Linked DNA regions of Homo sapiens: region 2 is linked to region 1. Evidence: chromatin loops called from intact Hi-C (ENCODE). Cell type or tissue: K562. All regions are shown on one strand. Each heading gives the region's core, and the rest is flanking DNA. Links, peaks and the distances in the headings are about the cores only. Region 1 has its middle 370 kb from the start of SASH1. Region 2 holds the start of LOC105378044 (a long non-coding RNA gene).

Region 1 (16,710 bases), core at 4,173-12,172:
AATAGTAACCTCAGATGTACCACTTGAATACTGCAGGGTGTTATGCAGAAATGAGAAATAGAGCCACACACAGGAATGTATTCAGCAGAAGACTTAATAGAAGAATTGGAAACAATAGCCATCTTAAAAGTTCAAACAACATAAAAATAAGCAACAGGATTCAGTGCCACCAACACACAACTAAGGCAGCACCAGGGGGAAGCACTCTAGCCCATGCAGTTGGACATTTACAAAGAAGCCCAAAGCCTTTGATGAGAGTGCTGACATTTCTTTAGTGAAAGGCACTTGGCTTTGGAAATGATTCTCCCAGGCGGAAAGGACAATCTGTGTTTGATTGGAAACAGCATGCAGAAAGGCCAGTGTTTCACCACAAGCCTGTCTCTCTGTGTCGGTTTATGCTAGGATCTAACAGCTGCTGAAGTTCAGGGACGCCTTCTGAGCAGTACCTGGGGTGGTATTCAGTACAGTCAGCATGCCTCCTACAAATCACTGCTGAACAAAACTAGAGATCACAGACCAAAAAGAAACCCCCAAAAACAAAAGCACACAGAGACCAAAGAATAAACACAACCATCAGTCTAGTTCAAGGTAGACTACAGGAGAGAGAAAAAGAGAAATTTTAACGAAGCCCCTTAGTTCAGGGCAAGGCATCAGGCTTCCCCTTTACCTGCCCAGCGGCTGTAGGAGGCTGAGGGCCCTGGGTGTTCTGAATGCTTGCTCCGAACAAACAAGAAAGGTCTAATCTTCCTGTGGAGCCAGCATGTTCAACAAGCGACCAAAGCAAACTCAGGTGAAGACATTCTTCCGGCTACCTCTCCGCCCCATCATCTCCAAATCAAACGCTTCTTTCTTGTGCGTGCTTCTCCAGAGAGCAGTGCAGCCAGCAGACAGAGACCAGGATTTCTTACACAGCCACTGCTGGATACTGGGCGAAGTCAGCCTCACAGAGAATCTATGTTATCCTGTGCTGACTGTGTCAATGTGCTTTTCTTAGTCTGTATCACTTAAATAACCTCTACTGACATCAAGATGTCTAATTTGTAGTCAATCAGCCACTTCCCTGGTTGTAGATGAAATCGGTCTACATATTCCCACTTGCTACAGGTTGGCGTCACATAGAAATAAGCATCCTCCTCTCATCTATGGGTCGGGGACAGGGCAAAAAGTTCTCATCATTCAATCCCTTATTGCCAAAAGCCTCAAACACCATTCTTTGCTCTCAGCTTCTGCCCTTTGAGCACGAAGATGAGATCTACCCCAAGTCTCCTCTGTTGACTTCCAAGCAGTCACTTGAAAGAAGCCTTATCTTAATTAAGTCAAAACCCCTAGTTGTCCTTGACCAGGCTATGCCAAAAGCACACTGTTAGGCTAGCTTGTCCTTTAGTGTAACCTGCCTTGAAAGAGGAAGCTGTTTAGAGGTCCAGAGAATACCCTTCCTTGTCTCTAAGATTGACTTAAGATTGTTTTAGAATTGATCGGAACGAGAACACAAAGCTGTAGAATCATACTATGCTCCATTTGGAGAAAGTTGGAAAGCTTTCAGAAGTGTTGATTTGAAGAAGAAAACATCTTTGGGTGCAAATATTTAAATATAACACTTTTTTTCTAAGTGATTTATAGTTCTTAGCCTTTCATTGAATTATTATTTCCATTTTATAAATGAAGAACTTGAGGCCTACTTTCTTCTATATTGGCACTACTGGGTTGGGAATGTGCCCGTTGGCACTGTGGGAAGACTGGCAGCTGCCACTTCAATCTGGTGGTAGGCTCTGGAAGACTCAGCCTTCGGGCCTCCAGTTCCACTCTTGGTTGGCTAAAGAATTATCCAACGAATCTTCCTCTTTCTCTGTCCTGAACCTTCCCTTCTAACAGTATAGGTTTTCAGAAATCTGATACTCAGTCCAAAAGAGCATCCTTTTGGAGGAGAATCAAGGCGTTAGACACCACGATTTGAGCCACTGGAATGACAGCCAATTGACAATTTCTAGAGATTTTGTGAGCTGCTTGACATCAGATTGGTAGTTGAAAATTGGCTACTTTGAAAATATTTACACCACAGGTATCAGCAAATGCTACAAATTGGATCTTCCTTCTTATCCCAGGATCCAGCTGTTCAACAGTTAATAGCACACCACTGAACAGAAATACAGCAAATGAGATAAGAAAGGCCAAAAATGGAGAGTCTCCATCCCTAGATGCTCGGAACCACATCTATCTGAGGAAAAACCAGAAAATTCCTTTACAAGCCAATAAACAAAAAAAAGCAGATGTGACCAGATTGGTCCATTTTTAATTCTCGGCATCATGGTGCATTTTAGGCTTATTTTTAAAATTTTTACAAAAGTAGTAAATGAATATATTCTCATTGCAAAAATCATTGAAATAATATAGAAGTATATGGAGTAAAAAAAAAAATCCCTTTCCATCACCTTCCCATTTACACTGCACTTCCCAGAGAGTTCCTCGTCAGTTGTGTGTACCCTTCCAGTTTTTATTCTATGCACCCTACAAGCACATGCACACACACATCCACATATTTATATGCACTCCTCTGCATTTTGTACTCTTATAAAATCTAGTCTGGTGAAGGTATTCAAAGACGCTGTTCCAACCTACAATCACCAAACCTCTTCCCATTAACTGAAGCTCATTCTCATTTGAGCAGAGATGATTTCTGCTCACTGCACATTTACTCTATTACCATTAATGCTTAAGGACACGCTTGAAAAATTCTGAAATATGTGATAAACTGGTATATTTTTGGTTCCACGATAAAATGCCCACTTCAATGCTGTCTATAGACCTCCCCATCATTCCAAACATAAATTAGCAACAAATCACTTGAAGAAAATATAATGACAGAGATAATAGGCTTCATATGTAAAAATCAATTATTATGAAACATTTGGGGGCTACTTTATATAAATGCCTCATAAAATTGGTTTTATTTATTGATATTTCAGGAAAACAACTATGTATTTGAGATGCCAATTATATTGTTGAAAAATATTATTAATTGCCTGGTGTAAAATAGGATCATCATCTCACATGATATAAATCATGGAAAGTATTTTAAAAACTGTAAAGTGCTACACAAATAGTAGCTACTGATGGCCTGCATAAAACAGATAGTTGTTCTTTCTTTTTTTGCATATATTATTAAATGGGCTGTATATCGAGCGTGCATTCCTTATGCTTTGCCATGTTTCACACGATTTTCTCCATGTAAATGTTTATTCCTAACTCAGCGAGCAATTGTTGTGCATTATGCATAAGCCTTCAACTTTCAATATTCAGATAACTTAGAATTTCTATATATAATTTAAATTCCCTTCAGACAAATGACTCTCAATACATTTCAGTTAAATACTGCTAATTCTCAGGTTATTCAGGATAGGAAGAGTGGGCTTGGCAAGAACAATTCAAAATAGCTGATAATGCCCATGCATTTTTCAGGATGTGCCACATCTGTCCCGTGTGGATCTGAATAATCAAGCATTATGTTAAGACTGATTATTTCCCCTGTGGCCATGTGAAGTCCCCTGGCAGACACACATCTTCCATTTCCTCCTCGGTGTTCTGTGTTTGGCTTAGCACAATCCACTAAACACTATTAAATGAATAACTGTGAAGGTAATAAAAACAATAACCAAACCATTAAATGTACTGAAGTCCATTCAAACATGTAGGGTCACTTGACATTTCTTTTATTCAAAGGCTATTTCCTAAATGTCCCAGTGACCATTGAGCATTTGTTTCACATCCTCATGCTGCTAGTGGCATCTACATTTAATGTCAAAATAGCCACCTACTCTTCAAATAGAGCGACCGCTGTAGCTCCAAATCTTATAGCCTTAGGAAATGGATGCAAGCATTGATTTGATAGACTGAAGTTTGTGCTTTTCCCCCTGTTAAATAAGCTCACCCTTTGGTAGCAGGCACTTAAGGGATTCCCCAAATATTTGCACACATTTCTGTCAGATAGCATCACCGTCACCACATGATTTAAACAAGCATGTATTCATCACACTTAAACCAGATGTCATCTGAGTAGATGAGAAATGAATCATTTGCTCCTGAGAGCTTGTTTATTTCTGGCAACACTTTCCAGCAGGGATTGTATAAATGAACAAAACAATTTTCTCATATCTCGATATGAGGATGAAAGTCCAAATACTACAGGAATAAGCTTTCCTCCAAGGTGGTGTTCCTTCAAAACAGACTGTCTTTTCCCTACAAAAAAGGGACGTGTGACTTCCAGTCTTGGGGATGGAATCTCTCTTTGTGGCCACCTCCAACATAAAGAATCATTTCCATTGATTAAAGAGTAGCTTCCACCAACCAAAATGTGCCAGGAATGGTGGGCTCAGCATTTTGTTAACTTATCTCATTTAATCCTCCCGACAACTTTGGAACAGGTATCTCCTCTCCATTTTACAGCTGAGGACACAAAGCTATAGAGAGAAGCTGAGTAAATTGCTCACGGATTTCCAAGGATTAAGTATGAGACAAATCAGTGGTTCACGCCAGGGCTTTTGACTTCAAAGCCTGTGCTACACTGCTTGAAGTCTCAGATTCTGGGCTGATAACCTTTTGGAGCCTCCTGTTCCTTATTTGTCGGATTAGGGAGTTGGGCAATAGAATAACTAAGAGTCTCTCCAGTTTTAGAATTCTAAAAAAAATGTGAGCACTTCCCACCATATAAAACAGTTTATATCACATTTTTGGTCAGTTTGCACACATTCGTAACCTACATCTTATAAATATGCAGGAGGTTAGCCTGTCAATAAATAAAATACATCCTGGTGGTTTTCCAGTTTGATTACAATTCTTAGACAAGAAAACAGATGGCAACAGCCTTTGTAGCGCAAAACCTTGGGAATCAAAAAAATTTGTAAATTTCATTTTCTGAGTAAGTTAGGCCAAATGATCAGGGGAACACTATGTGGTTCTAAGTGCCATGGAGAATTATCACTAGGGTTACTTTACAGTTCCTGAGGCAACTGAATGGCTTAAAATAATGACTCTTCTAATAATGAGGATAGAACAAGAAAAGAGAGATGGTGAACAAATGATTGGTGAGGACTGCCATTCTGCAATATTAAGGTCTTCTTGATAAATCCTATAGATTCAGGCTAGCTCCCAGGTCAGAAGGTCATGATTCAGTGGCCAGAGGAACTGCGGTGTCAACTTTAAATGATATCTCTCCCTGCTACGGACCTGGGAAGAGGTGGCATTTAAAGAAAAATATAAAATATCACTGATGCCCTATATGCTTATATCATCACCTGCTTCTTTCCTTTGAGGGTGAGGATGTAAAGATCAGAGGACCTAATCCATATAGAGTTGGCTGGCAAATGAAAGACCTTCCAAGAGCCACACTAGCGATAAGGAAAATGTGTGTCCCTTTCAGAAGCTGTTGCAATCTAATTTATTTCCTCCCCATGATGTGCCATAGATTTTAGAGTGCTCTTCTTTTTTCATATTCAACTAAGAATGTCCTCCTCCTCAATTTTGAAGATATCTCCCTATGGGATAAATTGCTGTTGATCAGAAAAAGTTTTCTAAAAGTTAATATAATGTTACAGAGTACATATGAACAGAGGCTGTGAAGGTAGCATTTATGTCAGGGTGGTAAGATTATAGGAGAATTTATTTCATGTTTTATATTTCCATTGATATGGCAATAATATTGTTTTAATCATATATGCAGATGTTGAGGTGGGAAAAGCTAACATGATTAATGTAAGTTGATTGGTAACAACATAACTCCCACACGTGGCTCGCCACAAGCAAAAAGTAAGTCCCTATTCTGTGTGCTCTCTGGGATCACCCATGGGAAGGATCTGAATTTCTGACAGTCTTAAATGTGACAGCAGCCTTTTAGCATGTAGACGAGTGCAGTAATTTGGCAGCAAACTCAAGACTCATGCTCACCAGACTGGTAGATCAGAAATAAATCACAGATGTCACACATGTTCTCTTAGAAGGGAGAGAATTGATAAGGTGCCAAATCCCATCACACCCACGCCGTTCTTGTTCCAATTGATAGAACCTCTCACCCTTGAAATTCTGACAAGTACTATTAGGGAAAGAGACTCTAACTCATATCTCTTCCTGACTCTTTATCCATCTTTCCAAAGAGTGTCTATCTGAGCTCAGTCTCAGGCTCATTTAATTATGACATCTGAATCAATACTTCATGCTAGCCCCAGACTGCACTGGCCTGCTTGGCAGTTTCCAATATCCAAGACAGCCCTTCTAAAAATGTTCACCTTCTTATTTGAAAATAAGGTACCTGCCTTGCCATTGGGTTTCTTTATTTATTTTTAATTTTGAAATCAGTCATTACTTATAGGCCTTGCAAGATTTAACATATGTTTCCAAAAGCAAATATGGCATTTTCTGAACTCAGATTCGCTTTCTGCCTCTGAAATGCTAAGCCAGAGACCACAGAAATGGAAATGAAACTAACACCAATTTAAATAAATTACAAGCTGACAACAATCTGCCTCAGTGATGTTTTAAATGAAATGTATTAACTGCAAAAATATCAGAATGCCTTGGGCTATCTTAAGAGACTCCATTTTGACACTGGGGTAGGTTTTTAGATATCTACATATAAAGGAACATAACATGAGGGAGGTTTAGAAATAAAAAAGGTTGCTCAATAATGGTTTGTTCTTAGTCTGTTCTGTCTGCTATAAAAAATACCATAAACTATGTAGCTCATGAACAGTAGATTTATTTCTCATAGCTCTGGAGGCTGGGAAGTCCAAAATCAAGGCAGATTCAGTATCTGGTGAGCTCTCACTTACTGTTTCGTAAACAGTCATCGTTTTCACTATGTCTTTACATGGCAGAAGGGGCAAGGAGGTCTCCTTTATAAGAGAATTAATCCCATTAATAAGGGCTCTATCTTCATGACCTAAACACCTTCCAAAGACCCCATCTCCCAATACCATCACTTTGGGTATTAGGATTTCAATATATGAATTTCAACTTATGAATAAGATCAATTTATCTACTCATATTTATTGCACCAATCAGGTTCCAAATCTAGCATATTATGCTGAGGTCAGAATGTCTGTACATTCTGTATTCAAAGAACAGCTGTGGTTATGCTCTTAGAGCATAGGTACTGGCCTAGAATCAGAACACTTAAGAGTTGTCCTTGATCATCAAATCTGCAAGCTTAATGCAAATCACCTGGAGTCTCAATTTCCTTGTCCATCAAATATTCAGAGGGAGAGAGATCCTAGGATGTTGAACCTTTAAGTTGGAAAAGTCTGTGATTATAAGAACATCTCAACGGTGCATGCTTAGCCCTTAAAATGTTCATCAAGGAATTTTGGTCCTTTCTATATGTCTAGGCCTCTAGGTGGCTCCAAGCTACAGGCTTATATGTGTATATAAGGTAAAGTCCTATACATGTCTCTAAGGTATAGGCCCCTAGAAGTCTATGTACATGGTTATAGATCTATATATATCTATCAAAGATCAGCTTCTAAGGGCCTAAAAGCTGCAAGCCAATATGTGTCCATAAAGTGTAGGCCTAGGTATGTCTACAATGTTTAGACCTAGGTGTGGCTATAAGGTATGAGGTAATGCTTGTCTGTAAGGTTTAGGTTCATATAAGTCTCAAATGTCTTGATAATGTCCCAAAGGGAGTCGAGGAATTAGTTAAATTACCTTGATAAGATTTTATCTAGTTTTTGGACTAAAGATAAACTCTACAATTATACTATGAGGAATAAAAAAGACAGGAACAAACAATCATGCACATACATATACATATATAAAATTATTTCTTGGAAATATAAGGAAGAAGTCTGTACAAAATACAGATTTAATAATAAGTAAGTTCTTTTCATTGTTGGGAATTGAAAAGGAAAACATATAAAATCTTTTTAATGAAGCTTTGTAAGCTGTTAAATCAAAATCAATGGTTTGGTGACTGTTTTTAATGCTCCTAACAAAAAGAAAAAAAAACTCTTTATATCTTTCCCCTGTTAGCACTTAGTCTTACTGCCACTGGCAGGACTTAAATTCTTTAAGCTTAGCCTTGTCCTAAAGGAGAAATAGCCATTATGATTTGTTGCCTTTGGGAATGATGTGTGATTGATGAGGGCTCAAATGTTCCAATGAGGGAAGTATGAGGCCAAATACAGTTTGACAGATGTCCCAAACAATAATATTAATAGTTTACATTTATTATTGTCACTATCTTTTCAAATGCTTTGATTAGATTCCCAGTGTACGTTATGTACAAAATATTGTTTCTTGTTCATATTACTATGGTCATCTCAATGAGGCAATCAAAACCCACATGAAAAATTCTTCACAAAACACACAAAATATCCCAAAAGTGTTTTTGTGGATTGCTGCTTTTTATAGCTTCTATTAACTAGGTCCTGACAGTGCAGGGCGTGTCACTAAACATTTATGAATGACCACAGAATAGAACTTCATCTCATTTACTATATGTGCACATAATAATCTTTTATGAATCCTAATATCTTTCAAAACACATCTTGAAAAACCTACAATTTTTTTGGCTTATAGAAATTGCTGAGAAAAGATGAGAGAAGAACTCTATTTTTCTGCTTTTAAACTAATTTCCCATCATTTGCAGATCACTCAGCTTTCAAATTTTCACATAAGGAAAGAACTACAATTATCCAGCTCTGGCCTCTTAAACCCATGGTTTAGACTTTGCTTTATCCTGACTCCAGATACCTTCTAGGACTGTAAAACATATCGGTAGATCCTCTTTTCATCACCTGACTGCTTAGAAATAGTTTGTATACCACTTCTCAAAAGAACACATTTATGTGGCCAACAAACATATGAAAAAAAGCTTATCATCACTGGTCATTACAGAAATAAACCAAAACCACAATGAGATACCATCTCATGCCAGTTAGAATGTGATCATTAAAAAGTCAGGAAACAACAGATGCTGAAGAGGATGTGGAGAAATAGGAACACTTTTATACTGTTGGTGGGAGTGTAAATTAGTTCCATCATTGTGGAAAACAGTGTGGTGATTCCTCAAGGATCTAGAACCATAAATACCATTTGACCCATTACTGGGTATATACCCAAAGGATTATAAATCATTCTACTGTAAAGACACATGCACATGTATATTTATTGCAGCACTGTTCACAATAGCAAAGACTTGGAACCAACCCAAATATCCATCAATGAGAGACTGGATAAGGAAAATATGGCACGTATACACCATGGAATACCATGCAGCCATAAAACAAGATGAGTTCATGTGTTTACAGGGACATGGATGAAGCTGGAAACCATCATTCTCAGCAAACTAATACAAGAACAGAAAACCAAACACCACATGTTCTCACTCATAAGTGGGAGTTGAAAAATGAGAACACATGGACACAGAGAGGGGAACATCACACACCAGGGCCTGTTGGGGGCTGGGGGGCTGAGGGGGATAGCATTAGGAGAAATACCTAATGTAGATGACCAGTTGATGGGTGCAGCAAACCACCATAGCATGTGTATATCTATGTAACAAACCTGCATGTTCTGCACATGTATCCCAGAACTTAAAGTATAATTAAAAAATTAAATTAAAAAAAAAAGAAATAGTTTGTCTACTCAGAGCTCCATATGGAGGGACGTTTTGGGTCAGACATGTCAGCAGTGGAAGTCATTTAAGACAAATTGCCCCTGGGTTGAGACCGTTTTCTGATGCCAAAGACTATGAAGAAAATGTAACCTGAGTTCTCTGAATGAACTTTTCACCACTGGCACGTGTGGATGCAAGGGAGCACAGAGCAGAGGGAAGAGGCGGTGCAGTTCAGCGTGAGTCCTTACTTAAGAGCATCATTCTAGTTATTGTCCAAATCCAGATATCTAGTTTTTTCCAAAAAAAAGTTCACCAACCAGATTGCTAAAAAAAAGTTCACCGACCAGGTCAACCTGTATAAACTGGGATTGTTTGAGGCAAACTGGGATGTACGGTCACACTGTCATCCCTGGCTGGGCAACCTTTTATGCATTATGCCCTGTCTCTGGGCCTCAGTTGTCTTACATGAAAAAGGAGATTAACTGTACCTGCCTGACCTATCTCAGAGGATTATGGGAAACTTAATGCAGTAATGTTTATCAAAGCACTTTGGTAACCTAGAAAAACTATATAATAAAAAGATAAGCATCATTACTATTGATGCTAACATGTGATTAGACAAGTCATAAGAGCCTGAAAAATCCAAAAGAATGGAAAAAAGGGATTTGCACTACACCATTAGGCTTTCTGGGATATGTTTATTTATGTCTCTTGTATTATTTATTAAGGATTTTATTTAAATATCCTTTATATAGTTGTTGTACAGAAAAAATCTGCCACTTCTCACTTTATTTTATTCTCATAGGATGGCCAAACCATGGATAATCCTCAATAGTAGATAACTGAAAAAGAAATTTACATTCTAAATGCATTATGGTGTATATAGGTAATTATTTTCCAGACTGAATATTCTACGGATTCACTTCCAAACATAACCTTTTAGAGGTTTAAGTTGACTGGATAATCATCAGTTCACGTGGAAAAGATCTGGCTTTTGTTGATTGCAAGTTTCATTCATGCTAATGGTGAACCTGGGCTGCCAAAAAACATCCAGGCTTCAGGTTCTTTGGTGGAAGTCCAGGCAGGGAAGGCCAGGCACAGTGGCTCACACCTGTAATCCCAGCACTTTGGGAGGCTGAGGTGGGCAGATCACCTGAAGCCGGGAGTTTGAGACCAGCCTGGCCAACACAGCAAAACCCCGTATCTACTAAAAATACAAAAATTAGCCGGTCATGGTGGCGCATGCCTGTAATGCCAGCTACTCAGGAGGCTGAGGTAGGAGAATTGCTTGAACCCAGGAGGCAGAGATTACAGTGAGCCAAGATCGCACCACCGCACTCCAGCCTGGGCAACAAGAGCGAGACTCTGTCTCAAAAAAAAAAAAAAAAGAAAAATGCAGGGGAAGAAGGTCCTCTGTATTCAACACTGGTCAGTCCACACCCGGAATAAATGGTCCAGGACATCCGGAGGCATTCCAGACAAGAGTGATGAAGGCAGCAAAGGTCTGGGAACTATGTCATGTCTGCAGAGGTGGAAATAACTGGGGATATGTCAACTAAAAAAGGAGACAGCACACCTGAAGTGCTGTCATGTGGAAAAGAGATTTAGAGTTCCAAAAGGTGAGATAAGAACTAACAGATTAAAGTTACAGGGACAAAGGTTTGCATCAACGTGTCCAATTTCTTTCTAACATTTGGACTTGTTCACAAATGGAATACGATACCTCCAAAGGGAGTGAGCTCCTTGTCAGTTACATGGTTCAAGCAGCAGCTGGAATCTTCCATAGCAGAGAGAGGGCCATGAACTAGATCAGAGCTTTCCAGATTGTGTTCTGCAGCATCTGAGAAGGAACCACGAATGCCTTGGGGGTCACATAGATTAGGACAGTCAGACACTGCTCAGTAGTATGAGGGCTCCAAGCCCCCACTCCTGACTAACCAGAGCAGTTCCACTTCTGTTTGTTGTTGAGGTTTTGGTTGCTGTTTTGTTTCTGCTTGTTTGTCTAATGTATTGTCTTATGTCTGCATAGTATTTATTTTGGAAAAAAATAGTACGGGAGAGGTTCTTCTGAAAGATCTGTTTTAAAATCACTGACATCAAAGCTTCTTTACAGGCTGGGCATGGTGGCTCATGCCTGTAATCCCAGCAGTTTGGGAGGACGAGGCAGGTAGATCACCTGAGGTCAGGAGTTCAAGACCAGCCTGGCCAACATGGCGAAACCCTGTCTCTACTAAAAATACAAAAAAAGTAGCTGGGCATGATGGGGGGCACCTGTAATCCCAGCTACTTGGGGAGGCTGGGGCAGGAGAATCACTTCAGCCCGGGAGGCGGAGGCTGCAGTGAGCCGAGATCACGCCACTGCACTCCAGGCTGGGCGACAGAATGAGACTGTCTAAAACAAAACAAAAACCAAAAAAAGCCTCAAACTTCTTTACAAGTCCAAAGTTCTGTAAGTTTATAATTTATAAAAGTAAGTCAAGGGAGTGGCCCGCTGTGCACATCCTCATCTTCCTTCAGAGTTTCCTGCAGCCCAGCTCTCAGATTAGTAGCCTCTCAAACACAAACTCCAAAAAAGAATGCAACTGGAATGTCTGATCTTCAAATGTTACCTTCTACATGTGAAAAATAGAAGTCAAGGGGTGTAAGATACCTAAATATTTGATTAAGAAAATTAGCCAATAACAACAAAGTAAGTTTTGCTGAGGATAAAATGTAATTCAGATAATCAACATGCTGTTGTGTTTGTTTTTTAATCTACTTCTAGAAATCTACTTTTCGGAGTAGTCTAAAAATATGAAGACTAAATTAAATAACTGAAATGAAATTTACCTATAAGTCTTCACTTTTGCTGGGTAAAATTTTGAAATTTCTTTAACATTTACTTTTAGGGAGATTGATCAGCTGAGCATCCTTCTTTATTTGACTGATCTCTATCTCCTGATGCTCCATCCTGAGAATATTTCATTTATAGACAATGTTACATGGTCTTAGTGATTCTTAGCAAATTTTTTTAAATTATTATTATACTTTAAGTTCTGGGATACATGTTCAGAACATGCAGGTTTGTTACCTAGGTATACACGTGCCATGGTGGTTTGCTACACCCATCAACCCATCATCTACATTAGGTATTTCTCCTAATGCTATCCCCCTCAGCCCCCCAGCCCCCTACAGGCCCTGGTGTGTGATGATCCCCTCCCTGTGTCCATGTGTTCTTATTGTTCAACTCCCACTTATGAGTGAGAACATGCGGTGTTTGGTTTTCTATTCCTGTGTTAGTTTTCTGAGAATGATGGTTTCCAGCTTCATCCATGTCCCTGCAAAGGACATGAACTCATCCTTTTTTATGGCTGCGTAGTATTCCATGGTGTATATGTGCCACATTTTCTTTATCCAGTCTATCATTGATGGATATTTGGGTTGGTTCCAAGTCTTTGCTATTGCGAACAGTGCTGCAATAAATATACATGTGCATGTGTCTTTATAGCAGAATAATTTATAATCCCTTGGGTATATACCCAGTAACGGGATTGCTGGGTCAAATGGTATTTCTGGTTGTAGATCCTTGATGAATCACCACACTTAGCAAATGTTTTAAAACAACCAGGTTCTGAGACTCTGGGACTCAAATTGAAAAGTGGAAATGGAATATGAATCAACCCGTAGGGCTATTGAATATATTTAGAAAAGTGAGGGTAATAATTGGAACATAAAATTTACCTCCATTTCAGTAGAGTGTCTATAATATTAATTTAAAAAAATAATAAGTATTGGATATGGAGAAATCGGGGCCCTCGTACATTGTTGGTGGGGATGTAAAATGGTACAGCTGCCATGGAAAATAGTTCACCAGCTCCTCAAAAAGTTAAACATGGAATTACCATATGATCCAGAAATTCCACTCTTAGATCTATACCCCAAAGCACTGAAAACAGAGACTCAAACAAATTGATCACACATGTATGATCATATTAGCATTATTCACATAGCCAAAATAAGGAAACAACCCAAGTGTCTGTTAGTGGATGAACTGATCAACACATTGTGGTCTATCACAGTGGAATATTATTCACCCATAAAAGGAATGAAGTAATGATACATACTCTAACCTGGATAAGCCTTGAAAACATTATGCTAAGTGAAAGAAGTTAAACACTATAGGTCATATATTGTTTGATTCCAGTTATATAAAATATCCAGAATAAGTAATTCCATACAGATAGAAATCAGATTAATGGTTGCCAGGGACTGGGGAGATGAAGAAATGGATAGTGACTGCTTAAGGGGTATAGGTTTCCTTTTGGGGTTATGAAAATATTTTGGAACAAGATAGAGGGGGTTGTTGTACAACATTATGAATGTACTTAATGCTACCAAATTTTTCACTTTAAAATGATTAATTTTATGTCTTATGAATTTTACCTCAATTAAAAAACATATATAGAGAAAATTAATTTTGTGAATCCCCTTTTGGGATAAAACATCAAATGTTCCTACCTCTCAAGAGCACACTAAAATGTAGAGTTAAAAAATTTTTAAAAAGTTTTACCGCCAGACACGGTGGCTCATGCCTGTAATCCCAGCACTTTGGGAAGCCGAGTTGGGTGGATCACAAGGTCAGGAGTTCGAGACCAGGCTGGCCAATATGGTGAAACCCCGTCTCTACTAAAAATACAAAAATTAGCTGGGCATGGTGGTGGGTGCCTGTAATCCCAGCTACTCTGGAGGCTAAGGCAGGAGAATCGCTTGAACCTGGGAGGCGGGGGTTGCAGTGAGCCAAGATCATGCCATTGCACTCCAGCTTGGGCAACAAGAGGGAAACTCCATCTCAAAAAAAAAAACAACAAAAAAAAAACCCCACAGTTTCCATGCTCAATGATGGCTTCTGTGGACTGGCCTTTAGATGACATCATTCAGAAAGAGTGCCATCCTCCATCGACGTCCACCCATCAGTGGTTCAGTCATTCACTCAGTCAGAAAGTTATTGAGTGCCTACCCTATAGAGCCCGTGGAGACAGGTAGACCACCCACTTTCAAGGAGCTTTCAGTCTAGATGGGAAGATCAGGCTGGACTGCTCAAGTTGTTACGTGTTCCTTCAGTACAGATCCAAAGTGTCTCATCACTTCAGAGGAGATCAGTGAGAGACAGAAAAGTATGAGAAGGCTTCATTGAGATGGCAGAGTCAGAGGCCAATCTCTAAAAACAGATGGGACCACTGGAACACTTTATGCACTCTTGTCTTACAGCATTTATCACACTGGATGATAGCTGTTAACATGTCTGTCTACCCTTATAGATTGTGAGACACTTGAGGCCAATAATCATGTCCTTGTATTCCAAGTACCTCACAAGAGAGATTTTTCTGAGTTCTTAGAGAAAAATCTATCTTGCAAGCTTTCTTTCCACATAGAATTTAGGGGGAAACTGCTGTAAGAAGATGAACCAAGACTTAGGTCAAAATATTATGTGTTTACATGAACCAGTGGGTTATCTCCCTGACTCCACAGTGGCTGTTTCTAAGGAAGTACCACTCTGAAGATGGAAGCCAAGGCAGAATGAGGAGAAAAGGGTAGGGTTTACCACGAAACCAAAGCAGCTTAAGCTTTGGGGCCCATTGCTTGCACTGAGCTCTCTCCAAGGCCCTGTTGAGAATTGCATATGCCTGATTTTGTATTCTTTTTCTTAAAGAGGGTCTCTCAAATTGTATCAGCTTGAGACCTCACAAAATGTAGAACCCGACAAAATCTAGTACCACCTTGGATGGTTCGAGATTTAGGCCCCGCAAAATCTAGAACCACCCTAGATAAAAAGAATCCAGTTGGTTTGATTCAGAGAAAATCAAGGTCTTTTGGGACTAGTAGAGTCTGCACTGCTTAAGAAGATGCATTCTGACGTCACATTGTGGGTGTGACTTTGGGTATGTTACTTTACCTCTTTAGTTCAAGGAACAATAGCACCCACTTCATGAACATGTATTCTTCTATTCAACTTTATTTACTGAGCACAAATTAGGTGCCTGACCCCGCACAGTAACTCAATAAATGACATCTCCACGACAGCTGGAGAAACTGTTGGTTGGGAAGCATCCTTTTTATTTACATTTTGAGATGATGGTGTGAAACATAAAAACTGGATTTTAGCTAGACTTGTATATTATTAAGGAGAAGAAAAAGCAGATCACAAGTCTGCATATGTTTGAGACATGGCAGTGCACAAACAGCTTTGCACAGCTTGACTTCTCAATAGGAGACCCCAAGCTGGAGCTTTAAAAGCCTCTCATATTTCTCATGGCCTTCATGTTAGGAGCATATTTCAGGTGAAATTCCAGAAGGGGGTCTTGATACACGAGGCAGTAGTTGCTCAGTAGCTAATTCATAAGAAGACAAGCTTTCCCTCCTCGGTTTCTCATTATGGCCAAGAATGTCTATTGCTGGCAGCCAGGCATTTTTCACAGATGAGGCCCAGTACCTGCAGAATTCATTGCCTCTGGTGGCTCAGCAGAACCAGAGCTTAGCAAGTTGTAAGGCCTCGTACATGGTGCTTTTGTTTCCATAACCTTTTAATTAAGTTTTTATCTAGAGCTTCTAAATGAATTTTTATATTGTAGCGAGGCAACTTCTCAGGCACTAAACAGCCTCACTGCTGTGTGGAAGCAGCACAGGAACCTGCAGACACCAATAATACCGGCCTTGAATGTACGTATTTTCAAACTATATGAGGAAGAAGTCAAGTTCAATGGCAAGAGGAATTCTGTAGCTCCGTACAATTAAGAGATGGGTTGCATTTGTGAATTGGTATGCCTACCTGTATGAATGGAAATTATTTTCTCAGTTCTGTTCAAAATATTTGTTGAATATTTCCTGTTTTCCTTTATTTTTTTTTTAAATCTGAGATTTAATCCATAACACAGACTGCAAGAGAAACATCAACTAATTCAGGCTAAAAATTCTACCAGTAGCATTGAATTCTTTATATTGGCAGCCTACATTACACAAATTAATGTGATGACATAATCAGTATTTCATTACACTTGATGTGAATACCTTCCAAGTTTCTCTTCCATTTTTCTCTTTTTACTAATACAGCAAAAAGAGTCTTTTCTACT
Region 2 (16,710 bases), core at 3,240-11,239, 230 kb after region 1:
AATATATCCTCTGAATACAACTCAAGGTTCCTCTGGCTTCTTTGCCATTCACATCTATCATACACTCTAACCCGGTCATATTCCATCAAATGGTTTGGTATAAACTGCTTGAAATGATTCGTACTCCTTTATTCATTCAACCTATATTTACTGAAAACTTATAATATGACATCATCCCCAACAAGAGTCCTCCACACATTTATAGGATGGTTTCTCTCCCAACAAATTATTACTAACAGGTTGGGCACAGCGGCTCACACCTGTAATCCCAGCACTCTGGGAGGCCAAGGTGGGTGGACCACGAGGTCAGGAGTTCAAGACCAGCTTTGCCAACATGGTGAAACCGTATCTCTACTAAAAATACAAAAATTAGCCAGGCATAGTGGTGGGCACCTGTAATCCCAGCTACTTGGGAGGCTGAGGCAGGAGAATCGCTTGAAACTAGGAGGTGGTGGTTGCAGTGAGCCAAGATCACACCACTGTACTCCAGCCTGGGCAACAAATCAAGACTCTGTCTCAAAAAAAAAAAAAAACAAAACAAAAAAATATTCAGTAACAGACAACATTTCCTATCAAAAACTTGGGTAGCCAAAGAAAGTTATAATATAGAAGCCAAAGAAATACATCTCAAGATGTCAGCAAGTTGAGGTTATTAGCATGAAAATATCATTAAATGTCATTAACCAAAATGCAACTTAGAGAGAAGGCCCTTAGCCTTTAAATCAACAAGAGTCAATAAACGGAGAGTACCTTAGTAGGCATCCATTGACTTAATTGTACTGCCAGATCAAACTACTGATTATGGGGGTCATTCAGGTTGGTTCAACCCATATATAGGGTTGGTTCTATCATTGGCTGAATGCTTCAGAAGTGAAATTTATAATAATGACCCAATGGCTGTTTGTATTAACTCCAGAATTTGCTTTTTTAGGGAATTACTGTCCATCAATGCAATGGACTTCATTTCCTGGTAGAAATGAACAACAGCATGATATCAGCTGTCATCTTTCCCTTCCTTTCTTTCTCCTCTTCTCTCTCTTTTTCATACATCCCTTTTTTCTCTCCAAGTGAAACTGTGGCCCCACTGTCAAACCAGAAGAGGAACCAAAGAGGTGAAGGAGAACAATTAGTCTTTCTTTATTCTTTTTCCAAGTAAATTTTCTCCACTGGATTGGCCTTATGCATAATAATGATGATAAAAATCACTTATGTAGTACTTACCACCCATGTACTGCTCTAAGTATGTATATACAAGAAGTCATTCAAACATTACAACCACCATATGCGGTGGGCATTATTACTATTTCCTTGGCACAGGTGAGGAGACTAAGGCACAGAGTTTAAGTAACTTGCCCAAGGTCAGATAACTGGTTAGCGGTAGAATCTGATTCTAATCCAAATGACCTGTGCTCCTGAACGATGAATGTGCCACAGTCTGTCCCTTCCACCACACACATACCAAGAGACTGGTCTCCTTGAGTAAGGGACATCTTTTCCCCCATTACATGGTGGACTCCATTTCAAAGGCTCTTCCCAACCAGACTTGATAATTGGGATAAATCTGCAATTTTTGAACACTTACCAAGGTGAAAATATAATACTCTTAAGTAATTACATGTTGTATTCAACTGAGTTGGTGAGAAACTTTGGCTTGATGAGTGAGGTTTTGCCCTCTATATATAAAGAACAACTTGTCTACTGTGACTAAGTCAGAAGGGCCAGAATTGTTCCCACCAACATGTAGGGAGAGATATATTTTCCAAAATCCAAGCATGATTCCTTTGGTTTTTGTCTTCTCAGAAAAAAACAATTACTTTTGGAAACTTAATAGCTATTTGAAAATGACAGAAAATGGTATTAAAATTAATGGAAAATACTAAAGACAACCAACGCAGCAGCTATAAGAATTCAAGAAGGAATAGAACAGAGTTTCTACCTTCAAATGGCTGATAAATAAAGATAATAAAACAGGTTTATCGGCCTAGGGAACATGGTGAAACCCAGTCTCTACTAAAAATACAAAAAAAATTAGCCGGGCGTGGTAGCGCGTGCCTGTGGTCCCAGCTACACGGGAGGCTGAGGTGGAAAGATTGCTTGAGCCAGGGAGGCAGAGGTTGCAGTGAACTGAGATTGTGCCACTGTGCTCCAGCCTCAGTGATAGAGACCCCGTCTCAAAAAACAAAAAGACAGGTTTTAAAAAATCACGGCTTGGCAAAATTACTACAAGAATGGTATAAGTCAAAATTTAGAAGAGATCATATTCAATTGAGTGAAGTCAAAACAGTGTTTGCCCCCATCTTCACCATCCCCATTTAATTCAGCAGCAACCTTGTTGCCTTCATGCCCTGAACAACATCCTGCCCCTCCATTTGCAGGGCCAGTCCCTCAGGGCCTAGACCACTCACTTCAGCCTCACAGAACTTCCAGCCATGTTTTTCACTGTTGTCCTAGCAATCCCTGCGGTAGCACTTCCCAAAAAACATAGATAAGGAAACACCTCTTTTTCCTCATATTCAAATGTTGTGAGACAGTGCTCACATGTCCCACAGGGATTCTTTTCTTCCAGCAAACATCCCTGACCCATTCAACTACTTCCTAATTTCCAAACTTGACATCACCTTTAGTGTCAGCATCCCTCTAAAACACTGGTACCCAGAGGAGAAGAGCAGGCCTTTCTTTTGACATGATATTTAACAGCCTGTGACTGTTACTGAACATGGTCCTCACGGGTAGATTGAGGGGGTGTGTTACTTAAACGCCTGAAATCCTGATAGAGTTACATGTGTTGCAGCCCATGACCTAGTCTCAACCCCATCATAAAGAAAATGAGCCTACTTTTGCATGCCTTATTTTTGGCAAATCCAGGCTGCCGCCTAGTGACCCCTGCTTTACGTTCGAGATGTTTAGTAAAACGTACTAGTCCTTGTATTCCAGGCTACCACTGTGCATATTGAGTACCAACCCATAGTTTTTGAAATCCACCTCTGCCCACTTTTGGTTCCTTAAATGTCTTCTGAGACCTTCCATGATAGTTTCTTGAAGACATCGGACTGGCTATGAAGACATATCTGTAAGCCTTTTCAGTATCCTTTGACCTCATTTTAACTAAATTTGTATGCTCTCTCACACTGCTTTCTCATCTTGGATTTCCTCTTTAACTCTAATTATTTTGGCATTTCTAGTCTACAGATTACTCTCCTTGACAAAGTACATGAAAGTGAAGTGGAAAGTAAGTACCATAAAATCTGTAAACTTGAACCACTAAGGCCTTAGAAATAATCTAGCATGAGTGTGTGCAATCAACACACAACAGAGTAGCAAGGAAGTCCCAGGTCACTTCACCTACACTGTTGTACTCATTCGCAGCCATCCCTGAATACAGGACACCAAGGCCTCAGGGAGTCTGAGCAGCCCAGGAGACAGCTTCAAATTTTTCACTCCACTCAAAAGAGGAGGAAGGGAGGGAGGCAGTCATGAAAGACACAGTTCTAAACATTCATTCTGTGCCCAGCACCGAGGATCCAGAGGAGTGAGCTTCTTCGTCTGATCCCTTCAAGGGTCTCTGTCTTCAAACTACTCATCCTCACAACCATCCAGTGAAACAGGGATGGAAATAGTAATTTTTACAGGCGAAATGAAGCTCAGATAAAGAAAGTAACTTGCTGGCTGGATATGGTGGCTCACGCCTGTAATCCCAGCACCCTGGGAGGCCGAGAAGCGCAGATGACTTGAGGCCAGGAGTTCGAGACCAGCCTGGCCAAGATAGTGAAACCCCGTCTCTATTAAAAATACCAAAATTAGCCAGGCGTGGTGGTGCATGCCTGTAATGAGCCTGTGAGGTGGAGGCTGCGGTAAGCCTTGTTCCCATCACCATAGTCCAGCCGGGGTGATAGAGGGAAATCCTGTTTCAAAAAAAAAAAAAAAAAAAGAAAGAAAGAAACCTTCCCAGAGGCACACAGCTAGTACAGGAGCTTTTCACAATGCCTGGCCTACTCTCCTAAATCACTAGTGAGACACAAGATGGGTGTAATTAACATGTAATGCACCTGGACAGTGTGCACTTTGTGAAAACACTGTTTGTGAGAATGGCACTCTCCTGGTTTACCCACTCTGGATGGACAGCAGTTCTCAGGAGCAGATTTGTCTGATGCATACATCTATCCCCTCTGGAAAACAGACTGCTGAAGAGCAAAGATTGGGCCCATATTATCATCTGTTAAACGGGTATAATAATCGGACCTACCTCATCAAGTTGTTGTAAAGATTGAGACAATTCATCTAAAGCACTCTGTAAATATCAGATATCATTGTTAAGAACTCTGAGAATAGTTTTTCCAGTAAAGACATTTTTTTCCATTAAATTTTTTTTCACTATGGAAATTTTCAAACATATAGAAAAGTATTATAGAAAGAATGGCAGACTGAATCTTCACATACCCATCTCCCAGCTTCAATTTTGACACTCATGAACAATCTTATTTCATCTATAGTCACACTCACACACACACAGGCACACACAGTTATTTTGATCAAATTCTAGGCGTAATTTCATTTGTAAATATTTGTGTATATAGCTCTAAAATAGAGGAATTTTGTTTTTAAAAATCACAAGAATACTATTATCACACTTAAAAATTTTAATGGTAACTGCTTGATATTATCAAATATACAATTGACGTCTCTACTTCTCTACCATCTTATAATTGTTCTTGTTACAGTTTAGTTAGGGTAGGATCCAAGTAAACCTCACACCCGGTGATTGCTGGGTCTCTTTTACTTACTTATTTATTTATTTATTTATTTATTGTGAGACAGAGTCTTACTCTGTTGCCCAGGCTGGAGTGCAGTGGTGTGATCTCAGCTCACTGCAACCTCTGCCTTCCAGGTTCAAGTGATTCTCCTGCCTCAGCTTCCCAAGTAGCAGGGATTACAGGCACGTGCCACTACACCCAGCTAAATTTTGTATTCTTAGTAGAGACAGGTTTTCACCATGTTGGCCAGGCTGGTCTCAAACTCCTGACCTCAGGTGATCCGCCCGCCTTGGCCTCCCAAAGTGCTGGGATTACAGGCATGAGCCACCGCGCCCAGCCTGGGTTTCTTTTAATCCACAGCCTTCCCCTTTTCCTTCCTTGTTTCTCCCTTGTAGTTTTTTTGGTCGAAGAAACTAGGTCATTTGTTTTCACCGATACAATTTCTCACAGAATCCTGTGAGCTATATAAAAATCATTTCTCTTTCAGTATAAGCAATTCTACTTTCCTTTCTTTAGCTCAAGAGTAATTTTCTGCTTAACATTTGTTACACTTTTATCCTTGTATAAAAAGTTTACTTGAGAAATAGTTATATTTATTTTACTTAGATAAGTATGTATTTAGCATTTACTATGTCTCAGGAACTATTCTCATTTCTTCACAAATATTAGTTCATTTAATTACCATAATAATATTATCTTCTTTTTACAGATGTGATGTCTAAGACTCAGAGAGGTTAAGTAACTTACCTAAGGTCACACAGCTAGTAAATAGGCAGACAGCTCTATTTAGAAACTAAGATTGAAAGAATATTAAATGTTCACTTGATCTAACCATTTTTGCAGTCAGTGCTGTACAGCTGAAAAGGCACTGGACTTGGGTTTTGAGTTTGACTATTCCATACATTAGTTACGTGACTCTGAGCAGGGTATTAAGCCTCTCTGCTTTCTTGATATACAGTGAGCATTTAATAAACACTAAACATGAACCCCACCCAGAAAGCCATTTCAAGGGCTAACTGTGAAATCCCTTTTTATAAATTTCACCTTATAATAAACCACGCCAGTTAAGAATGCTGTAGACAGACTCTATTAAGTCCCAAATCTTTGGGCAGTTTTTCTCCAGCATTCAGTTATGAATATTACTTATGAATTAACATTTACTAAGTGGGGACTTTGAGTCACAACTAAAATGCCTATTGTGAATTAATTGCAGGATGGGTTAACTGGATTAATTAAAGAGATAACAATTGTCATCTGATAAAAATACATAAAATATTGTGTTAAGACATTCAAGAGATGAAAAAGCAGACAGTATCAGTTAAAATTATATGCATTTGCTTCAAATAAAATGAGTGAACTTTAGAAGATAAATTTCCTATTTAATATATTTAATACAAACAATCTATAGTATGTGAATAGTTGAGGAGTAGTTACAACTTTTTTTTTTTTTTTGAGACAGAGTCTCGCTCTGTTGCCCAGGCTGGAGTGCAGTGGCACGATCTCGGCTCACTGCAAGCTCCGCCTTCCGGGTTCACGCCATTCTCCTGCCTCAGCTCCCTGAGTAGCTGGGACTACAGGCGCCCTCGCGCCTGGCTGATTTTTTGTATTTTTAGCAGAGACGGAGTTTCACCATGTTAGCCAGGATGGTCTTGATTTTCTGACCTTGTAATCCGGCTGCCTCAGCCTCCCAAAGTGCTGGGATTACAAGCGTGAGCCACTGCGCCCGGCCTAGTTGAGGAGTAAATGGACTGGATTAAAGTTAAACCATAACCCCAAATTCAGGTACAAATTTATTATTGATCTTACTGAGCTTGGGTGTTAGCATTCCCAGAACAATTATCTCTAATAAATTGAAGTATGTGCTCAGATTACTTTCATAAATTGATGGGTTGTCAAAATAATGGAATATATGGTGTTCTTTAAAAATTCCCTTCAAATTTAGTTTTACAGTAATACAGCAATTTAGAGAACAATCACCTTCTTGTACCTCCACATTTTAAGATTTATTTCAAATACACTTTCACATATAAAGAGAGCACCACACAATGATAGCCTCTATGTACAACAAGTAAAATTAATCATTTATTATTTTTCTACTTCTAATTTTTCTTTAGGAAAATAATAAATAAGAAGTTAATTCCTTCCTGAAGAGGGAAAATCATTTTTAGTTGCTCATTTGTCCTTTAGAAAACCCTGCAGAGGTGATCAAGGAGAAACTTCATTATCTTAATCTTCGGGAAGCCTCTGTTACATTCCAATGTCCAACTGTCCAACTTCGTTAGTTCTTAACTGGATAGAGTACTGCCCCCTTCAGCCCATGGAGAAAGGCAAATGCCTCCTTCAGAGTCTACCTAATGCTTTCTCAGATAAATAAGCATGAAGAAAAGTCAAAGTCCATTCTAGCTCTAAAATAAGGAATGAAATGTTTTCCTGATATGATTTTTTGTTTTCATCTGATAATAATTTTATATATCACAGAAACAGCATGGTACGTATATCCTACCAGGATAGCCCCAGGATAATTTTCTTAAAACACGCAGGTCACGCGAAGATTATTATTGGTTATTTCTGCAGTACAAGGGAAAGAATCATTTCAATTCAACAATCAAACACCCAAAGCGACTCAGAGGCCCATAGCAGGCAACTTCCACTGCATGTAAAGGAAAAAAAGCACAGACACAAACACACACAACACACACACACAAACACACACACACTAGTGAACATGCACAGGGCAAAAGACGACTTAGGCCAGACAAAACCAGCCTGCAACTGTTTCATAATACTACCACAATTTTGTTGTTATTACATTTTTGCACATATAAAACTCATATTTTTTTAAAAGGATATTGATGACACAAACAGGCCATGGTCACTGACTAAAATAATTTCTTAGGTTTTAGATATTTCAACAATATTGTCAGTCTTTGCATGTTGAATATGGGTTGCAAACTAGAAATCATGAAACTTTTTATTTATTTCTTATATAAACACGCAGAGGGGAAATAGACGTGGGTGGGACCTAGTTTTGAGGTGCCTAATAAGAAATATGTTTTTCCATATATTCAAGGTTCTTACTAAACCTCTTCAAAGAAATGGCAGCATGATGAGCTTTGAAAATGTGAAAGAAAAGAGCAGAGAAGGAGGGCCCCATGCACACACACCCGAAGAAGAATTGTGTTTCGTGGTAACACACTACCCTCAGGTTCAGACCACACTCAACCTGTTTTTCCATATATTCAAGGTTCTTACTCAACCACTTTCCCTTCTGTGGGGTTGTGATCAGAAGCCTCGTACTGTTCCTACCCTTGGAAACGGCGCATGGGATACCTGCCAACAACACATACGCACTTCATCATGGACAGCAAACACACTCGTCATTCAAAACCAGCATTCACGGGAAAGCACTGTTTCTGTTTGCCTTTTTATGTTAATCCGCATGCAACATATTTTGAAAACAGATACACTTCAACAGTTCAGAATATGCTAGTACTAATAAAACCAACATGTTACATGCTGAAGTAATTGCTCAATTCAGTAAAACCCCTAGACCCTCGGCAAACAAATGTGAAATTCAAGAAAATTTTAAATGATTATCTCATCAAAGACCCCCCAGGGCAACAAAGAATCCTGGGAGGGGGTGGCTTGTTCAAGGGTCATTGTATGTCAACGGCTTCAGGAACTTGGCACGGTCTGGAGACCCCCAGCAAAGAAAAATGTTTCCTCTGGGGAGCTCATTCTTGGGTTTCTCAAACCCCTGGTTTGAAAACTAAGGTTTCATGTCTTTACCTCTAGTAGATCTAATGTCCATATGTCTTACTGTAAAACCAGGACTTTGACCCAACCCATGATTAACTTGCCTTTCAAGAAGTACCTGAGACACAATACCAGAGGCGCCATTCCATGGTGAATACTTGAATGTATACCTGAAGAAAAAGTCTCTTGTTTTAAAAATTAAACAGCACACTTAACACAGTCAATTTTGAATCCCAGCCTGTATATTCAGGTCATGTCAGGTTTCTCCTAGTAATGCCAACTGCTTTGGCAGTTAACTAGGAAACAACAAGACAGAGGATTGGTCAGAAGTTAATGAAGCTTCGTGTGTATGTTTAGCCTTGATTCTAAAATTCCCATATAGACAGGGAGGGTCACATGGTACATTATGCAATTCATTTGATCTTGTTTACTTATTTATATATTTCTATTTCTTTTATTTAAAAAATTCAACTAGGTATATAGGGAAAAAGGAGCATTTTAAGAATGGCCTCGTTTTTCCTGCTTTCATTTGTACATCTGATAATATATTCTGAAGCAAGAGCTGAATTCCAGAAAGGTGAAGGAATAGTATGGCAAGGTTAGGCCTGTGTGATCTGTGATCCAAAAATGTCAGCCCACCGTGCCACAGACAGGGAGTGGAGGCACATGTCTTCACTGAAAGGAAGTTCTGTTTTAGCTAAAATGAAGCACCTGTTCACATTGGAATCCTATGCGTAAGTAACTTGTGGTGAAATTTAGGTTTAAGAAAGAAATGTAGTGGGAGATCAATTCAAACACAGCCTAAAGCTCATCTGGCCTAGTGTTATCTTCAGAAAGGCACTTTTATATCACATAGGAATCTTTTTCAAAATACTCATGTGTAGCTCTCACCCCCAGATATTTGAGCAGTAGAGAACCATCCTATTGTTCCTGATGCGTATCTCTGGGTAGCTTACTTATTTTAAAGAGGCAGCGTTGCATGACAAAGGAATAGTTTAAAAATGAAGCAAGTCATAATGTAATAAATGTAAATACTTTAATGTAATAATGGATAATGTAAATAATTTAAAATAGTATAAATGGTCGGGTGTGGTGGCTCATGCCTGCAATCCCAGCACTTTGGGAGGCTGAGACAGGCAGATCACGACATCAGGAGTTAGAGATCAGCCTGGCCAACATGGTGAAACTCTGTCTCTACTAAAAATACAAAAATTGGCCGGGCGTGGTGGCATGTGCCTATAGTCCCAGCTATTTGGGGGGCTGAGACAGGAGAATTGCTTGAACCCGGGAGGCAGAGGTTGCAGTGAGCTGATATCATGCCGCTGCACTCCAGCCTGGGTGACAGAGCAAGCCTCCATCTAGGAAAAATAAAATAAAATAAAATAAGAAAATACAAATAAAATTAACAAGTATAAATAATTTAAAATAATGTATCTAATTAATGTGAATAACAAACATAAATAACTGCCTATTCAAAAATGACTTTGCATCTATTTGATTAGTAAATCACCCATTTTCTCTTTTTCCAGAAAAAAGAATGACAGTACTAAAAATCTCTTTCCATTGATCTAAAAAATTGGTACTATTTTTGTTTTTGTGTTGAGACAGGGTCTCACTCTGTGGCCCAGGCTGGAGTGCAGTGGTGAGATCTCTGATCATTGCAGCCTTGACCTCCTGGGCTCAGGCAATCTTCCCACCTCAGCTTCCCAAGCAGCTGGGACTACAGGCACATGCCACTACGCCTGGCTAATTTTGTTTTTATTTTTGGTAGAAATGAAGTCTCACTATGTTGCCCGGCTGGTCTCAAACTCCTGGGCTCAAATGGTCTTCCGGCCTGCGCCTCCCAAGGTGCTAGGATTACAGGTGTGAGCCACTGTGCTTGGCCAAAAATTGATACTATTTATAGTGTATTAAGTCAGTTGCTATTCAAATATTCTTTGGCAAAAAATAAAACTAGGATCCAGGGCTTTAGTAGCGCAGAGTCACTCAAGTTTTGGATTTGTGCATGTTTGACTAGGCTCAAGGAAAACAGAACTAGAAACACTGCCCTGCTCTGTCTGAAGGGAAACCTGTCTTGATTACTGTGATGCTTTTTCCCCAACACCATCCTAGACAGGCAGAGCTTTTAAATGGTCAGGTGATCTCCCGAGGAAACCACTGATGAAACCACCAAGGATCTCAGTTTGCCCCTCCGGGTTTTCTCACAGGCTCCAGGCTGACTTTGTAATTCTCTTAAACTGGCAGGTGGCCCACAGGATGAGGTCTGCTCGTGGGTGGGGGTGTGTGGTGTGCTTTTCATAATATGTCAAGGAAAAGGTTTTGAATTATTTCCCAGAAATTCAAAATCAAGAGATTTCACATATAAATATCCAGATTAATGGCTTCTCTTTAAAACTTGGAAGCTGTACCAACTGTGGGCAGTCAGCCACAGTCAGGGGTGGCCAGACAGGTCTCTGAGCTCAGTTTATGGTTTTTCATCCCAGGCATTACCTTGTTTGAGCCTTGTGAACTCTGAGTTTGTAAAACCTGCAGATAGACATCTGGATGCATTTTTCAGGCCCCTATGTCAATTACTCCACCCTCTGCTATGAAAATATTCAAAACTACAATCACTAGTTTATATAAAATATGTAGAATAACAAGCTCATAATGAAGCCAAGTATTCCAGCCTCAACATGCATTTGAAAACATTTTTCTCCTTTCTTGCTTTCAACCTTGAAACATACTTTGAAACTCTTAATTTCTCCCTTTCACACCAGGAACTTCTGCGCACAGTGCTTGCTTATCTGATTATGTGCTTGCTTAGAAATTCCAGAGACCAATTTTGAAACGAAACAGGTAAAGAAACCAAGTGGCAGAATCCTCCCGCTTAGAAGGAGTACGAATAGTTAGCTCACCACTCTCCGGCCCAAGTCAGGATGACACCAACCCAACAGGCAATTACTCAAGATAAACATCGGAACTAGACATGCAGACCTGCGCCTTCCTGCACCACTACCATATATTTCCCATACCTTTTCCTGCCAAAACCCCTTCACTCAGCCCAAAAGGCAGAGATGGCTTCTTTGAGGCAGAAGCCCGGCCATCTCCCATCTGCTAGCATTTGATCAATAAAGTTGCCTTCCTTTCCTTTCACCATGCCTTGCTTCTCATGTTTTTGGTCTCTGAGTGGTGAGCAGCTGATTACTGGTTACAATAATAAAATCTCAAAAGATCTTAACTGTTATTGTTTTGATCATATCATAACCCCTCTCTTTATCCTCCGTAACTTATACATTCCTTTCTGTATGTTTTTCTTTTTTCTCTTCTGGAGACTAGATTAGGAAATAACCGATGTCCTGGCTTGTGCAGAAAACATAAGTATATACATTTATATACACTGTAAGACTGAAATTTGAAACGTGTGCATGTGTATGTAATATATATATATATAACATGGGAGAGGCTGGTTGGGAGAATTGGGATGTTTAATACTCCACTCTATTCCAGCCCAGGGGCAAAAAAAAAAAAAAAAAAAAAAAAAAAAGCCCTCAATCTTTGTTTCCTTTCCAAGCCTATACTTTGTGGTACTTTAAACATCTTTTCCAGGATTATTCTTATTTTAAAACTTCAGTTCTAAGGATATGTACTGAAACAAATAACTTAAATGGATCACTGTCCCAAAAGGAGGACCTGCTTTTTATTTGGATGTGCCATCATACAAACACTGCCTTCAGTATTCTGGCAAAACAACACACAATGGAGGCAAAATTATGTGTCCAAAGAAATGTCAATACATCTTCTTATAGTCATCCTGTAATAGCGTGGGATTGAGATGATTAAATTCACAGCTCCAATAAACAGCACGCAAATTACTTCTTGAAGGTAGCGGCATAATAATACCTGGAGCATAAAAAGAGGAAATGAAGTTTAATTAAGTGTTGCCCAGTGAAATCATAGTGAAAAAGCACGGTGAAGGGGGAACTGAAAACTCACCCTTCCCGAGGATGGGAGGGACATGCTGTCAATTATAAAAAAACCTGATAAAAAAATACATTACTATATATGTATGTATAGTATAACACATATGTAACATATAATACACTATAATGTATATAATATACATAATATGCATGTACATAATATACATGCATTGCAAAGTTAACCCAATCATAAATCAATCTCCTCATTTTCATTTGTACTGAAATGTTGATTTATCTTTGTTTTTTAATAACACTACTATAATCATAAAGAAGTCAAAACCCAAATAAGGCTGGTATGTATTCTGTAGTTAATATGAATAAATATAAATACCTCCAAACACATCTAGTATTTATCTGTTAGCAATATTAAATCAATGCCCCAGATTAAAATTTGCATCTTCAAGGGAAATCATGGCCCCTTGAAGAATGAAAACTAAGTCACAGAAGAGAAATCCAGTTTTGAGACTAAATGCTAAGATACATGCTTAAAGATTCGTTTTTGAATATAATATACCTAGGTTTTCCTTGGTCAAAATATCAAAATTTCAGCCTATCTGAAATGGCCTTGTGAACTATCATCCCCAATGCCCAAGCCCATCAGAACATGCTCTCAAGAAAGTCTATGTAAATAGTTGGTACATGTATATAGTAATCTCTTGCTTCCCTGTGCCCATCTAAGTCCATATGTTCACTCTCCTGAGTTACGCTGCACTTAGTAGCTGTTCAATGAATGTAGTCTGTGTAAATTATCTGTATAAGTTATATATAATTGTACAAATTATCATTATGGAAAGCAAGACTTTTCTCGATTTATGATATTTCAAACATTACATATCAAATTAGGGAGAAAGTTTTGACAGTATTTTAAAGAAAAGAATTAAAGGATGTAAAATGGCTATGATTTCTTGAGAACTTATTATCATTATACTACTAATTACAGCAAACACTTCACACATAACACATACTATGTGGCAGGCATCGTTCTTTGTACCTTACATTATCAACTCGCTTAGTCTGTGCAACAACACTGAATGAGATTGATAATACTACTATCTTCACTTTACTGATGAGGAAACAGAGACACACAAACGTTGCATAATCTGCCTGATGTCACACTGCTAGCAGGTGGCACAGCCTAGATTTGGAGACAGCCAACCTGCCTCCAGTCTCTTAACTGTGCCAAGTATTATGGTAGGACCTTAATACACATGATCTCATGAATCCTCACAGCTACCCACCTAGACATATAATATTAGTCACATTTTACAGATGAGAAAAGAGCCTTTAAAATGATGCTCAAGGTTGCACTGAGAAAGAGCAGGTTTTGAAGCTAGGATTTGAAGCCAAGCCTGTCTAAATCCAGAGTTGACACACTTTCCAATTAATTGTAGTACTCCTTGAACATATGAAAACAAATAAGGAAGTTTCAAACTTGAAAAACACGTCAACTATCTGGTTTTTCTAAAAAATACATCAAGTCTACAATGGTGACTCTGGATTTACAGATAACTGCCTGTCTTAAAATCCCAGTGAAACTCCCTCCTTGAATGGAAAAGAATAGACTGATGTAAAAAAAAAAAATAGTAAAATAGATGATACGATCTCTGAAACTTTAAAAACTTCACACTATTCCTTAAATTTTGATTAAATCAGAGATATATCAATCAATTACATTTAGCACATTTAGTTTCTATTCAGAAATCTCACCATCTCCACCCTTGATTACAGATCCTTTCCCTCTCTCTCTTGAAGCTGAGAGGTCACAGTTACAATTCATTAGTAATACTTAGGGCTTTGAGATGAGTTCTCAGACTACCATAGTTCTATTACAGTGAGCAGTAATAGGAATCAGGCATCTCTTCACACACAAAAAAGTCATTTCCGATAACAATCAAAGCCACAACAAAAAACCCTCTTCTAACATCCTATGCCATTATAATAGCTGTCTTTGACAACTAAATACCAAGTAATCAAAACAAATGTTAATTAGCACCCATCATTTACAATTCATAGAGACAGGCCATCATCCATTAATTATCAGACCAATAACAGAGTATTGATCACAATTTGTCAACTTGCAAATAACTGAAACCAGTAAAAGAAGAAAAGAATCTTTCAATAAACAACAGGCTTTCATTTCATAAACATTTAACCAGCTCTTTTATTGTACATTACTCCTCTCATCAATAAATGCTTTTCATATAATTGTCTGTCTCTTGATTGTGCTGGCTTTTTAAAACAAAAATTACGTGGTTTAGTGAGAAGATATGAGGCACATATATCATTTTGGCAGCCAATATCAAGTCATGATGGAATTAAGAGTCAATACCTTGCAGAAGTCATAAAATTAGCGCTTCCAGCCTAGGTGCCTTACCTTAAAATACCATTAGTTCACTTGCAGTTCTCATCCATTTAAAAAACATTTACTGAGTATCTATGTGTGCCTTTTAAATACGGATTTAATTATCCAGATATTTGATTTGTGTTCTAAATCTTTTTTTTTTTTTTTTTTTTTTTTTTTTTTTAGATGGAGTCTCGCTCTGCCGCCCAGGCTGGAGTGCAGTGGCACGATCTCGGCTGACTGCAAGCTCCACCTCCCGGGTTCACGCCATTCTCCTGCCTCAGCCTCCCGAGTAGCTGGGACTACAGACACCCAACACGCCCGGATTATTTTTTGTATTTTTAGTAGAGACGGGGTTTCACAGTGTTAGTCAGGATGGTCTCAATCTTCTGACCTCGTGATCCGCCCGCCTCGGTCTCCCAGAATGCTGGGATTACAGGCGTGAGCCACCACGCCCGGTCTGGGTCTCTAAATCTTAATAGTGAATGCAAGGATACATAAAGCAGACATCTTCACAGAAAGAGGCAAAAACACACTATCTGCTTTGTCTTAGATCCCTGAGTCAATGTAAAGTCAGTTTTCAATCTAAAGAAAAAACAACAGACTTTACAGGAATCTGAATGAAACACAGACCTTAAAATATGATCCTTCCTCACTAATCATTTCTTCCAGAACCTTCATAATGATTTTACAAAGAAATGCAACACATAAAAACTAAAACCACTTAAGGGATGGAATTATGACCAAATCCACTCTTACATAAATAAGCTATCATGATGCTTAATAGAGTTCTCCAATTATCCCAACATAAACATTTTATGTCATAAGGAAAAACTTATCTTATAGGGAAAAATAACAAAAGTTTTAGTTGTGAATATGAGTTAAGATAAAATGGAAAGGCCTAATTTTTCCTTATTTCGGATCCTGTCCATTTTGGACAGAGAAAACAGGACAGGATTAGTTCCAATTTTGAGGAACTGGAAATTGACTCAACTCATAGTTAACACTGTCCGAGGGAATGGCGCTTTTCCAGCTGCAGGGACAGGCCAAGTGTTTTAACTCTGCAAAAATCTCAGCGGCTTACCTTAAAACTGGCTTTAAAACAGCTTTTCTGTGATAACCATATGTGCCCATTTTCTGCCTGAAGAATTTCCATAATTTTAAATCCTAGAAAACATGAATCACAGCGGGGATTCAGATATAACATTTAGTATAGCAATTCTTGGATAAGGGAGGAGAGAATAAAGTAATTATAATGGTTATCAAAGTTCTACCTGGAGAATTGGATGGCTAAATGGATTACCCCTTGACTTTTCACTCCTGAGACTACAGTTGGATTCAAGTCCTGACTGGAGTGACTAAAAAATCATTCTGACCACTGATGTGAGAAAGGCCTGAAGTGAAATTAGAATGGTGGTCTCAGTCCAGTTGTTTCAATGCCGTTATTTCCAAATCCCCAAACCACAGCAAACCTGTACTCCGTGCAGAAAACGCACACAAAACCCACACTTCCAGGAAAGAAAAAGGTAAAAGAACCAAAAACTGCTATTAATAAACTATAAATCACACAAATACACTACCCAAGTAAAATCCTGTTACTAAACAAACATTACATTGGAAAAAAGAAGAAACCTGGCTGTTTAATCCTTGGCATCCCTTCAAACTTGATGCTGTTCAATTATTAATGCTTTTGTTATGACCTACTTTGTGCTAATCCAGGAAAAAGGTAAACTTGCTCAGGTATTTAAATAAAAATATTGTCATTTTCAAGTGAATTCGCTTCAAGTATAAATGAAATAAAAGCTAGAAATGTCAAAATGTAGGCAGCCTGATAGACCTAACTAGGAATGAAATGGAATCAGTTGACACCCAACGAAATACACAAAAGCTTCCAGTAGTG

The links. A loop is a pair of places that touch in the nucleus more often than their neighbours do. Peaks named below come from ENCODE experiments on the same cell type or tissue, not always from the same donor. Only the 100,000 strongest peaks of a DNase experiment are listed, where the experiment ranks them.
Region 2: it touches region 1 in a loop (2.4-fold over the local background); 2 of 110 quality-filtered maps call a loop at or near these places.

What each region holds. Positions count from the first base shown.
Region 1 is chr6:147,961,849-147,978,558 of GRCh38, reverse strand. No RefSeq gene overlaps it. Among named protein-coding and RNA genes, the nearest start is that of SASH1, 370 kb to the left of the region's middle. In K562, for the core only: a CTCF peak has its summit at 7,375 (motif pointing right); no DNase peak of the experiment used is centred there.
Region 2 is chr6:147,732,996-147,749,705 of GRCh38, reverse strand. It overlaps LOC105378044 (a long non-coding RNA gene), which reads left to right and starts at 6,409. Exons shown (of 2, transcript XR_943098.3): 1 at 6,409-6,533; 2 at 7,822-8,272. It also overlaps a transcript of SAMD5 not described here. In K562, for the core only: a CTCF peak has its summit at 7,071 (motif pointing left); no DNase peak of the experiment used is centred there.